2 separate regions of the Mus musculus genome follow, and region 2 is linked to region 1. The links are chromatin contacts, found by Hi-C or POLR2A ChIA-PET in ENCODE. All regions are on one chromosome and are shown on one strand. Each heading gives the region's core, a stretch centred on a gene start or an enhancer-like site at or near the end of the contact. The rest is flanking DNA. Distances are from core to core; before and after follow the strand shown.

Region 1 (5,632 bases), core at 2,092-4,591:
TTATCACAAGGTCCTATTTCTGTTAAAGTCACATAATTCTGAGTTGGAAAAAAAAAGTGTGCACACACACATATATACAGGCAATATCCAAAGACATTTTCGGGTAAATGATTTAGTAAACATACATACTTTAATTAAGGACCCCCAAATCAGCTGTTTCTAGCATTTAACAAAAGCTGAAATCCAAAGGGCAGGGATGGGGGAGGGCAGCATAGAAAAAAAAATCTATTAAGGATTTTAATTCAATGAATTTCAAAACATTTTTAAAAAAACATTAATGAGACTTCATGTGGTGTCCTTTATAACACTTGGCTCTAAGCCAGGCAATTTATGAAAATGAAGACTTGATCCGGCAAAATGTTTTCTTCGAACTTTGGCAAGAAAATAACTCTCCAAAGGCTTAACTCTAAACCAGGTGCAGTGATGACCTCAGTGAACAGGAGGGTGCCAGCAGCCTGAGCATAGCCTGCTCTACGGAGGGGATTCCAGGCCAGTGCGGCCCACTAGGCAAGACCCTGTCTCAAAAACTATACTTGTACACGTACACACACACACACACACACACACACCACACACACAGCTGAAATAAACGGGGTCAAAGCATGCTAAGTCTAGTATAGATTCACAACACTGTACATGTAACAAATACCATGAAGAGGTCTGGGAAAACACCATAAAGGAAAACAGATGGGGCTGGAGAGCGTGGTTTGAGTCCCAACACCTACACGGCAGGTATCAACAATATGTGTGACTCCAGTTCCTTGGGGAGCCAACATCCTCTGTGGACCTCAAAGGGTACTGCATGCATGTGGTGAACAAACATACAGGCCAAACACCCACACACATAACATTTAAAAACCTAAAAAAAAAAAAAAAAAAAAAAAAGTTGCTCTTGCAGAGGACTGGCATTGGGTCCTCAGAGTCCATCCTGGGCAGCTCACACCTCCCTGTAACTCCAGCTCTACTGGAATGGACACCTTCTATTGGCCCTAGTAGGTATCAGACACATGGTACACGGCTATACACTTAGCAATCATGCATAATTGAAAAAAAAAATCATCTGATGCAGGAGGGTCTCAATGAATTCAAGACCAGCCCTGATCTGTCTGGGAAAACAAATACAAAACAACCAGAAAGTTTCACATTCACTTTCAACACTTTCAAGTTTTCACATTCACTCTCTACCTCTCTAACATCCTTGGACACCCTTGGGATTTAAGAAACAAGATATCTAGATTGCTTAATAGGAATGGAATTCAGAGGGGAACAGCTCAACTCCCTGTACGTACACACAGGCAGTGTTCTTAACAGGAATTGGTATCAGGCTGCCTCACTAACATTAACTATGCCAAGTCTCAGCTGGCAACAAGAGTGAATGTCAGTTGCACAGGTTGAGAGAGCAACACCAGCATGCAGATTCCAGCTGTCTGCACCTTCTGCCTGTTATCTGCTTTTATGAAACAGGGTCTCACTATGTAACCTTGGCTTGCCTGATAATCATTCCTGCCTCAGCTTTTAGAGTGATGGGACTGAAGTATAAGCCGCCACGCTCAGCTACTGTACCATTTTTTTTTTTAATGAAAAAGGTTGCTGGGTGTGGTGGCATCATCAATCCCAGCCCACTGGAGGTGGAGCCACGCAGATCTCCGGGGATTTGAGGACAGCCATGAATACACAGTGAGACTGTTTAAAACAAACAAACAAATGCAACAACAGAAAGAAAAAACAAACAAACAAACAAAAAACCACCCTAAAAAGCAATCACATCTCCTCACCACTACAAACTTCCTGAGTACTGAGATTACAGACATGAGTTAGCACACTCAGTTTACCACTCTCTACTTTTCTTTTACTGAACTGGGGAAATGCATTAAGCCTACACGAATACATGCTCATACGCACACACCTTTGGTCACATGCCGTCACCAGTCTGGAACTGCAAATACATTCGAACTTTGGCTAAGGCCCAGCCATTTGGAGATAATATTGAATGTGCATCACGCAAATGTAAAAATTTCCCATTATCAACTGGTTGTGGTGGCTCAGATCTTCAATCCCAGCACTCCTCGAGGCAGAAGCATCTGAGTCCAAGGCCAGCCTGGACAACACATACTGAGTTCTAGTTTGGGTTTCTATTGCTGTGTGAAAACATCAAAGCATTGTTTGGCAGGAGGTACTTAGCTTACCATTTCCACATCACTGTTCGCCCCTGAAGGAAGTTAGGACAAGACCCTGGAGGCAGGAGCTCACACAGGCCTTGTGAAAACTGCTTAATTCCTCAGCCAGCTTTCCTAAACAACTCAGGACTATAACAGCCCAGGGGCTCCGTCCTCCCAAGTCAATCGCCAATTAAGAAAAGGCGCTACAGGTTCACCTAATAATAGCCTAATCTTATGGCGGTATACTCTTAACAAGAATCCCTCATCTCAATAGGGACTCCCTTATCTCTAGTAACTCTAGCAAGCACAGGACCCTCCCCCAAATTAAAAGTTTGCATTAAAAAAAAAAAAAAAACTGGCCACATCCTAGGCGTTTTTATATCAGCAAGACACATTAGTTCATCGACTGTGCTGGATACATTCTGTAGGTCAGTAAGTACTTAACGGGCTTGAAACACGGGACCGTGGACCAGACTTGGAAACATGCTGGGGGAAGTTTACCAGACATGCAATTTCTTTCAGCAGTCTTCCACCACGCAAAATACAGCGGTTCAGAAAACGTAGAAGCTAAAAGCCCAACACTGGAATTCCTGCTCAAACCTTCCTGAATAAACTCGAGGCGGTGCCCGTCTGCCTACCAGGGAGCCTGAGCGTTCACAGCACCGCACAGTCGGAAATCCTGACAGCCTTAAAAGTGCCTCAAGGAACCCGCCCCGTGCAAACTATGAATTCACCAAGTTGACCCCGCCGACACCGCCATTTATGGAAAGTCACTCTCCCCCTGTCCTTAAAGATCCAGGAACACAAAACAAAGATGATGACTACTGAAACGGGAGCCAGCCCGCGGGAGGCGGCGGGAGGCACCGGGAGTCTCCACCTCCGCGCTCCCCGGGCTGCAGCGGGCGTGAGCGCAGCCCTACAGGGAGAGAGGTAAACAAACTCAAAGGCGCCACCCCGGCTCCATGCCCCGAAGCTCACCTCCACCAGCTGGCAGCAGCCGGGGACGAAGTGGATGGAGAGCTCCTTCTCCCGGCCCACCATGCCCGCAGTCTTTGCGCCGCTTCAGTCGCGACCGCAAGCTCCACTAGCGCAGCACTGCCAGGGGCCGCAGCGCCCGCGCCCTTGGCCCTCCTCCCCTAGGCCCAGGCCGACCCCGGCTGCCGCTTCCGGCTTCCGCCGCCCTGGCCGCGCCTGTTGATTGGCCGCCTCTCGCCACGCGTTCAAAAAGGGGCGGAACCTCAAGGGACGCTGTCAGCCCATGTGCCAGTTCTTAAGGAGATAGAGCGTTAGAACGCAGGCACTGGTGCCAAGCGATGGATGCAGGCTTCCTTGGGTTTAAGAGTGTTGGCTTTTTTGTTTGTTTTTTTAAAATCTCTCCTACTTATTCCTTCTTAGTGAAGGGTAAGGAATCGATTCGCCTAGGTTTGCAGACTGCGAAATGCCTAGGAGTCAACCAAGCATGTATTATAGAAAATAGACTAAAACATCTGTAAAGTTAGGAGGCAAGAAGGTAAGGGTTGTCCCGTGAACACAGAGCTAAGGCTGGACTGAGTTGGTTTTAGGCAGTCCGAACCTCAGGCTGGCCTTGGGCTCAGAGAAAGACCTGCAATTTCTGATCCTCTCTAGTTTCCTTGTCCAAAGGCATCAAAGGGTTACAGGAGTGAACAACCAACCTAGGCAAGGTGCGGTTCGTCCTTTAAGGCAAGAAGAAAGAATAAAAATAGGACTGTGCTCAGAGTCATTAACATCCCTGAAAGCTATGTTTTTCTGGAATGCTAAAAAAAAAATGCTGTGAAGTTTGAAAACTGTTTATTTTTAGCTAATTAAAAATAAAAAGGTGTGGGAGAGAATGTTACTTTCTAAAAGGCAGGTTCTTCGTATTTCCCCCCCCGCAGAACCACAGGAGAAACTCAACTGTGCTAACAAGCCCAGTCAACTTTTAAGTAGATTTAACAGGCGTCCTGGCTGCCCTTTGGAGGCTTCACTTAGGGGACGACGACGCCCGGGGCTGCTGGAGCCAAGCCAAGGAGGAGCTGCTAAGACTTAAAATGAGGGAGCCAAGGAAGGGCGGAATGCCAGGCGCTCCTTCCAGCCCTGTGTGGTTGTTCAAAAGTTAATCAGAAACAACAGCTCGCAGGGTCTGACTCAGCTCTCAACTGTAACCTGCAGGTTACAAGCTCCGAAGCACAGCAACAGGCAAGCCAGTGAAATTTACCCTGAAAAAAAGCCCGGGCACACTTTTTCTCCGCCCACTCTCTACCCAACAATCTATTCCCATCCAGACACCCACGATAAGGGATTTCAAAACTCGCCCCAAAACGTGACCACTGCCTGAATTACCCCCAAAGGCCTCATTTTCAGAATCCTTTTGGTTTATTTTTAGACTAAGGATTAAGCTGCCCCTTGGGAAAAGTTTTCCTCAGTCAGGTGATAGTTTTTCTCCCACCCCCCCACCCCACCCCCCCCCACTAAAGAATTTATTCCCTCACTCTTTGGAAGAGCAAACAAAGGCAGCCTAAGGCTCCCTACTTTTCGAATTTTTTTTTTATAATCCGGGTCTTATGGTTATTAAAAGGGCTAGCTATCCCAACACTAAATTATAATAATAATTAGAAGTCCGAGGGAGGGACAAATCCAAGATCCCTCATCCTAATTAAAAGTGAGAATATTTCAAGTTTCTGGTTGATGTGTGTGTAGTTTGCTTCCTAGAGGGGATCATAAAATGTACTCAATAGGAAGACTCAAAATTTTCCACAATTAGTGTGATTCTCAGAGCAACCTTGTGAAGAGAGTGAGAAAATGTTTGCTTGCCTATATATAAGAGTACGGTTTGACACAAGTCAGGCAAAAGTTGGGTATAGCTTATTTAATAAGAAAAGGCTCTGTTTACAGCCAATGTCTGACTTCCGATGGGGGTTGGGGAGTCACGTCTCAAAGAGTGCAAACTGGAACTGAAAGTCCCATTAGCAGATTCAAGCTCCACAAGACAAAAGACAAAAGACAAAAAACCTGGGCATGCACCACGGGTTAAATCTTGCACTACACAGAGCCTTCACTACAGTTGCACTCAATGTGGAGAATGAAATTATCGTTCTGCTTCACGTCTTATTTATTAAACTGGGCTTGATTTCCTGGGTCAGAAACCCTAGATAGTTTATTCTGTGTACCAAGCTTACGTTTCTTAAGGAAATAAATGGTACCGGCTAGCATTTTATTTACACCCTTTCTGCTCGTAGCAGCGGTTTGGAATCGATTTTAGCGCATCGCCGAGCCGCCACCGAGTCTTGAATTGCTAGCTCTTACCTGTTCCATGGCCTCCGGCATTTCAGGCATGATTCCAGAACTATTTTGGGGAAACGCAGCGAGAGGGATCTGGGCGTCTGGCTCCTCTGGCCCGGTCTTTGTTCGCTCCGCCCGCACGGAGCACACGGACGCCAAAAACGTGAGGCGCAGCTCCGCTTGACCTTTTAAAT
Region 2 (5,632 bases), core at 2,105-4,604, 41 kb after region 1:
ATGATCTTCTGGGCTCCTCCAAGGGCTTGGGTCACTTCTCTAGCTCTGCCCTTTGTAGCACATACCTAGTCTTCTAGGCTCCAGATGCCTGTACTCCACTGCTGCTACTGTTCTTGGTGGTCATCTCATGGTACTGTCATCTCCAAAACAGTGCTGTCTTGCTGTAATTAGGCTTCACCAATAGCCTCTCTTCATGGTGCCAAGCCTCAACTACTTTGCATGACCACTTCAGTCCTGGGCCATCAATTGCAACTGAGACTGCACCTTCACCAATGACCTTCCATGGCCTCTCACAGTGACCCCTCAGCATGACCCCTTCATGCCTTCAAAACCAGTACCACGTAAGTGACTCTTACACATTACTAAGTCCAGCCACAACACAAGGTAAAGCCTTGGCTATCTCTGGAACACAGTCTCTGTCCTCTTAGAAAACACTTTCTAGAAGATTTTACCTCAATTGATGCTGGTTCCTTTTTAATCACTGCTAATTTCTTAGCTCCAGCTAACCAGCATCAATAGTCCCAGTAATGCAAAAGTTTCGATTTAGTAGTTCTGGTATCTTGTTAATCACAGCTGATTCTTCAGCCCCAGCTAACCAAAACCACAGAACCTTCACAATCAATACAGCAACAGCCCTGATAAGAGTCTTCCCTCTGAAATTTCACAAGCCAGGCCTCCATCTTCTGTGCTGTTCTCAACATTATCTTCCAAGCTCCTACACAACATCCCACAGAGCTCTTAACATCCCAATGGTTCTTCTAGCCCAAAGTTCCAAATTCCTTCCATAGTCCTCCAGAAAACATGGTCAGGCTGTCACAGGAATTCCTCACTATGTTGGTACCAATTTGGTTTAGTCAGGGTTTCTATTCCTGCATAAACATCATGACCAAGGAACAAGTTGGAGAGGAAAGGGTTTATTCATCTTACTCTTCCACATTGCTGTTCATCACCAAAGGAAATCAGGACTGGAACTCAAGCAGGTCAGGAAGCAGGAGCTGATGCAGAGGCCATGGAAGGATAGTCTTCACTGGCTTGCTTTCCCTGGCTTGCTCAGCCTGGTCTTTATTATTATTATTATTAATTAATTAATTTATTTATTGGTTTTTTTGAAACAGGGTTTCTCTGTGTAGCCCTGGCTGTCCTTGAACTCAGAAATCCGCCTGCCTCTGCCTCCCTAGTGCTGGGATTAAAGGCGTGCACCACCATGCCCGGCTTCAGCCTGCTCTCTTATAGAATTTAAAATCTACTTTCAATTTTGTTCAGCCCATTCTCATTCACCTTCCAGATCTCCATGTGGCCATCTAGCTTTTGCAGAATCCCCCCCCCCCCCTCAAAAAAAATCAGGCTAGAAAATTCTCATAGCACTGTCTATAATTCCTAACAGCTTATTATGCTTTCATAAGGACTTATTTACTTTATCTCTACATTAGACTTAAGTGCTTGCAATTTGGGAGTAGCTTCTATTCTTCTAGTATTTAGCTCATAGTTATGTTGAGCAGTATAGAAAAAAAATATCTTGTTTGGGATGTGAGAATGGACTAGGCTTTTGTAATTAGCCACAGGAGTACTCAAAATCACCTGTGTCTGACAAGCTACAGAAAATACCATGCCAGACACTTTGTAGACATAGGGAGAACACACCAAATTTTAAAAAAAAAAAAAGTTAGATTCCCTCCTTTATCCCAGGATGCTTTAAGTTTCCTTGAGGTAGAAAAAGCTGCCATGGACTTACAAATATTAAATATCTGACATATTATCTTTGACACTGTAAGCCTTAACTACTGCTCCTTAAAACCAAACAGCAGCTGAGCCATGTGTGTTGTGCAGGTCTCTTAAGTTTCAGTACTTGGGAGGTGGCAGCAGGAGTACAAGGCTAGCCTGTGCTACAAGAGACCTTGTCTCAAAACAAAAACATCTACCCTGTTCTGTAGAACCTAAGTTGTCTGAGTTCCCTGGAAATGGTGTGGCCATGGAGATGGCTGTGTCTGATCACTCACTTGACCTTGTGAATGGAGGAACGTTGATAGAAACCAGATAGAGACTACTAACCAGTACATGCTACAGAGGATATAAACCGGCCTTTCATCTTCCGCTCCATCACTTACTTGCTGGCTGCATAATATAGTCAGAAACTCTCTCAATGTTCTCATTTGTAAAGAGTACAACTTTGGTACTTTTCTCGTCTAGCTGTTCAAAGGAATAACATATAGACCTTACGACAGTACAGCTGCACAGTTAGCATCTATCACCTCACACCCAAGGCTCTAGTTACTTGTGCATAAACCACAGCCCTTAAGAGCATAGCATATATCCTTGGAAGTCTGGGTTCCCACTCCATTTCTGCCAATTTAGTTTCATAAAATTGAGTGGATTTCAGTCTCATTTTTCATTTACTTCCAACATGCTATTAATTTGTTGTAGGTGTGAGTTACTGACAGTCTATGTAGCTCAGGCCACTAGGTCTGGAAGTGTCTATTTCTTACAGGTGAAAACATTAAAAATTACTTTATTCTAACTGTTTAAATGCTATCACCATCTACACTCAATTTACTCTGTCATCTACACACCAAGTTCCACTATTCTATTGTTAAAATGCTGAACATTACTTAAGAATTGTTTCATGAGATGGCTCAGTGGGTAAGAGCACTGACTGCTCTTTCAAAGGTCATGAGTTCAAATCCCAGCAACCACATGGTGGCTCACAACCATCTGTTATGGGATCTGAGGCCCTCTTCTGGTGTGTGAGGACAGCTACAGTATACTCATGTTAATAAATCAACCTTAAAAAAATAAAATATTAAAAAAGAAATTCCAAAGAACTGTTTCACGAGTGGAAAAGAATCCGTGGGCAGCTGTCTTTACTGAACAGATTTCTCAGTCTTTATGCTTTTATATCTGAATGCAATGTCAATGCAGAAAATTCTAAAGAGAGTAACTTCTTTTTAAAAAGAAAAGTAGCGCCTGCCAACTCCTAATCCCCTTCAACCAGCTGTGGTTTCTCCATGGTGTTGATGGCATATTTTGGAATCTCACGCTTGAAGACTCGCTGTGTGCAGGGATGACCTCATTTCACGTAGGGCCGCGTCTCTACCATCCCACACTGCGCTAACCAGGTGTTTACTGCGTGAATTTGGAGAAAAACAAACACCGCCCCAGCCCTAACCTGGCTTTCGAATGACTGGGAAACGAGGGCACATCCCCTTCCCACCCTGTTCCCCCACCCGTACGTACCCGAAGGGTCATTGAATCTCTTCAGGGGCGCCTTAGGAAAGGACATTCTGACGCCTGGGTCCAGATGAGACAGCAATCAAACGCCCCAGCAAACTGTCAGCTCGCCTGAATTCAAATTTACCTCAACTTTCCCCCTCAGCCAATCAGAAAACCTAAACCTATCTGGCCAATCCTGCATGGTCCAAAGAGCATGCGCACTAGATTCCTACCGCCGCCCAATCGGAAGGTTTGTAAGTTTAAGCTAGTAGCCAATAAGAGGCTGCTCCTGATCGTCGCCGCAAACAGCTCTATCCAATCACTTCTGGTTTTACTCAGTTTTACTGGGTAGCCCAGTTCGCGCAAGCGCACTTCACAGGCCGGTGGACGCGTCGGAATTTTGGCGTCACACAGGTTTAAAGATCGCAGGCACTTTTCTCCTTTGTTCCGGCGTCAGTGTTCTTTGGATGTCAACATCTCTAGGCTTCGGTCGATTTCACCAGGGCTCACGAGTGTCTTAAATGGGCTCTGAAAGGGAGAATTTTGCACACTCGGACACGCCAGTTTGGACTCTTGCGCATGTGCAGTGACCCCAAGGCGCCGAGGGCAAGCCCAGAGCCTAGTCCCGCCGGTGTAGTGCTCTCCCGGAGCCGTGTGCCTGCGTGGCGTCTTCAGAATGTCCGCCCCGTTTGAGGAGCGCAGCGGGGTGGTTCCTTGCGGGACTCCGTGGGGACAGTGGTACCAGACCCTGGAGGAGGTGTTCATTGAAGTCCAGGTGCCCCCCGGCACTCGCGCGCAGGACATCCAGTGCGGCCTGCAGAGTCGGCACGTGGCTCTGGCCGTGGGTGGCCGCGAGATCCTCAAGGTAGCAAGCCAGGGCTTGTCCCGAGTTCCTTCTTCTGGCTTTCCCGCACCCCGAGCCCTAAAATTCACGGTGTCAGAGGGATGACTGCTGGGTGTGGCAAGGTTAGTTCCTGGCTGGTAGAAAGAAGTGGTAAATTGTTCTGGCGAGGGGTCTCCACGGAGCACTGCACCCACAGAGCAGATTTTGCGCGGGTAGAACTCAAAGATTTTGTTCTCCACTTTATTTCTAAAATAGGTTTGGGGTGCTTTTATTTCCTCCGGAGTTCCTGCTGACAGAAGGCTAAGTAGGTCAAAAGAACGAATATGCGTCTTCTGGGCACCGATGGGAGTCCCAGAGACTAGACAAAAGGATTCTGAACTCTGTTCATGACGTGTAGGCTAATACAGGCACTTACAAGCAAGGCTAGGGTAATGGGATGAGGATTCCAAGATGTCAGATTGGTTTTCTAAATAACAAGTTTCTTGCATGTTGATCTTCATCGTAGTGAAAAGGTGTGTGAAGTTACCTAATTTCACCAAATTTTTAATCTGGTCACATTTCCCCGTTTTTGGTTAAGAATTTATTAAGACTCACATAACAATCAGGCTATACTTTACACCTAGATTAGATGCATAGCCTGTTGGAGGATGACTGTATAATGTAGTGGTGAACGGAGACATGATACTGTGTTTTGTAACCTTGGGCAGGAGAAGGAAAATTAGTCAACAGCTAATTGGATATCAATTTCTGCAACATGTGATTTGAACCTTTTTAAGAAACTGGCCTTTTCTAGTGCCAGCTTCTCAAAAGAGATTGAACTAGCTTTAATAACATTGAGTTTAAAAGAGAGAGCACTTTTAAGGCAGGTGTTGTGGTGCACGCTTTTAATCCCAGCATTTGGGAACCTTAGGCAGGTAGATCTCAGCTCAGCGAATTAGGCCAGCAAGCCAGATGTACTAAGCCAGCTCCATGACTCCATAGAGCAGTGGTTTTCAGCCTTTCCTAATGCTTCGCTCCATTAATAAAGTTCCTCATGGCCGGGTGTGGTGGGCACACGCCTTTAATCCTAGCACTCAGGAGGCAGAGGCAGGGGGATTTCTGAGTTTGAGGCCAGCCTGGTCTACAAAATGAGTTCCAGGACAGCCAGGGCTTTACAGAGAAACCCTGTCTTCAAAAACAAACAAAAAAGTTCCTCATGCTGTGGTGGCCCCCAACAATAAAAACAGTGTCCTTGATACTTCATAAGTGTAATTTTGCATTTACGAATCTGTCATTAAATATCTGGTATGTAGGATATCTGATATGTGACCTTGAAAGAGGTTGAGATGAACAGGCTGAGGACTGACAGACTCTGCTTCAAGAAAACAAAACATAGTCACCAGGTGGTGGCTGTACACACCTTTAATACTAGCATTCAGGAGGCAGAGACAGGATTTCTGTGAGTTTGAGGCTCTTGGTCTATAGAGCAAGTTCCTGGGCAGCCAGGGCTACACAGGGAACACCCACCCCCTTAAAAAATGCAAAACAAAAGAAGGAAAACAAAAAATAGGACATTTTTTCTAGTTTTAGTAGGAGTCCCTG

Evidence for each region. Hi-C counts contacts between places; a loop is a spot of excess contacts on that map. ChIA-PET counts read pairs that join two places held with the same protein, here RNA polymerase II (POLR2A).
Region 2: a map of gastrocnemius shows a loop between it and region 1 (6-fold over the local background). The contact joins the promoter of Hmmr here to the promoter of Mat2b in region 1. A Hi-C loop is called at or near these places in 19 of 37 maps with a recorded cell type or tissue (T-helper 1 cell, T-helper 17 cell, T-helper 2 cell and 6 more). POLR2A ChIA-PET finds 5 or more read pairs at or near these places in 4 of 5 experiments (Patski and embryonic stem cell).

Annotation. Positions count from the first base shown.
Region 1 is chr11:40,689,341-40,694,972 of GRCm38, forward strand. Mat2b (methionine adenosyltransferase II, beta) reads right to left here and starts at 3,342. Exons shown (of 7, transcript NM_134017.2): 1 at 3,138-3,342. The coding sequence starts at 3,200.
Region 2 is chr11:40,730,083-40,735,714 of GRCm38, forward strand. Hmmr (hyaluronan mediated motility receptor (RHAMM)) reads right to left here and starts at 3,355. Exons shown (of 18, transcript NM_013552.2): 1 at 3,232-3,355. The coding sequence starts at 3,277. It overlaps Nudcd2 (NudC domain containing 2), which reads left to right and starts at 3,579. Exons shown (of 4, transcript NM_026023.5): 1 at 3,579-4,072. The coding sequence starts at 3,884.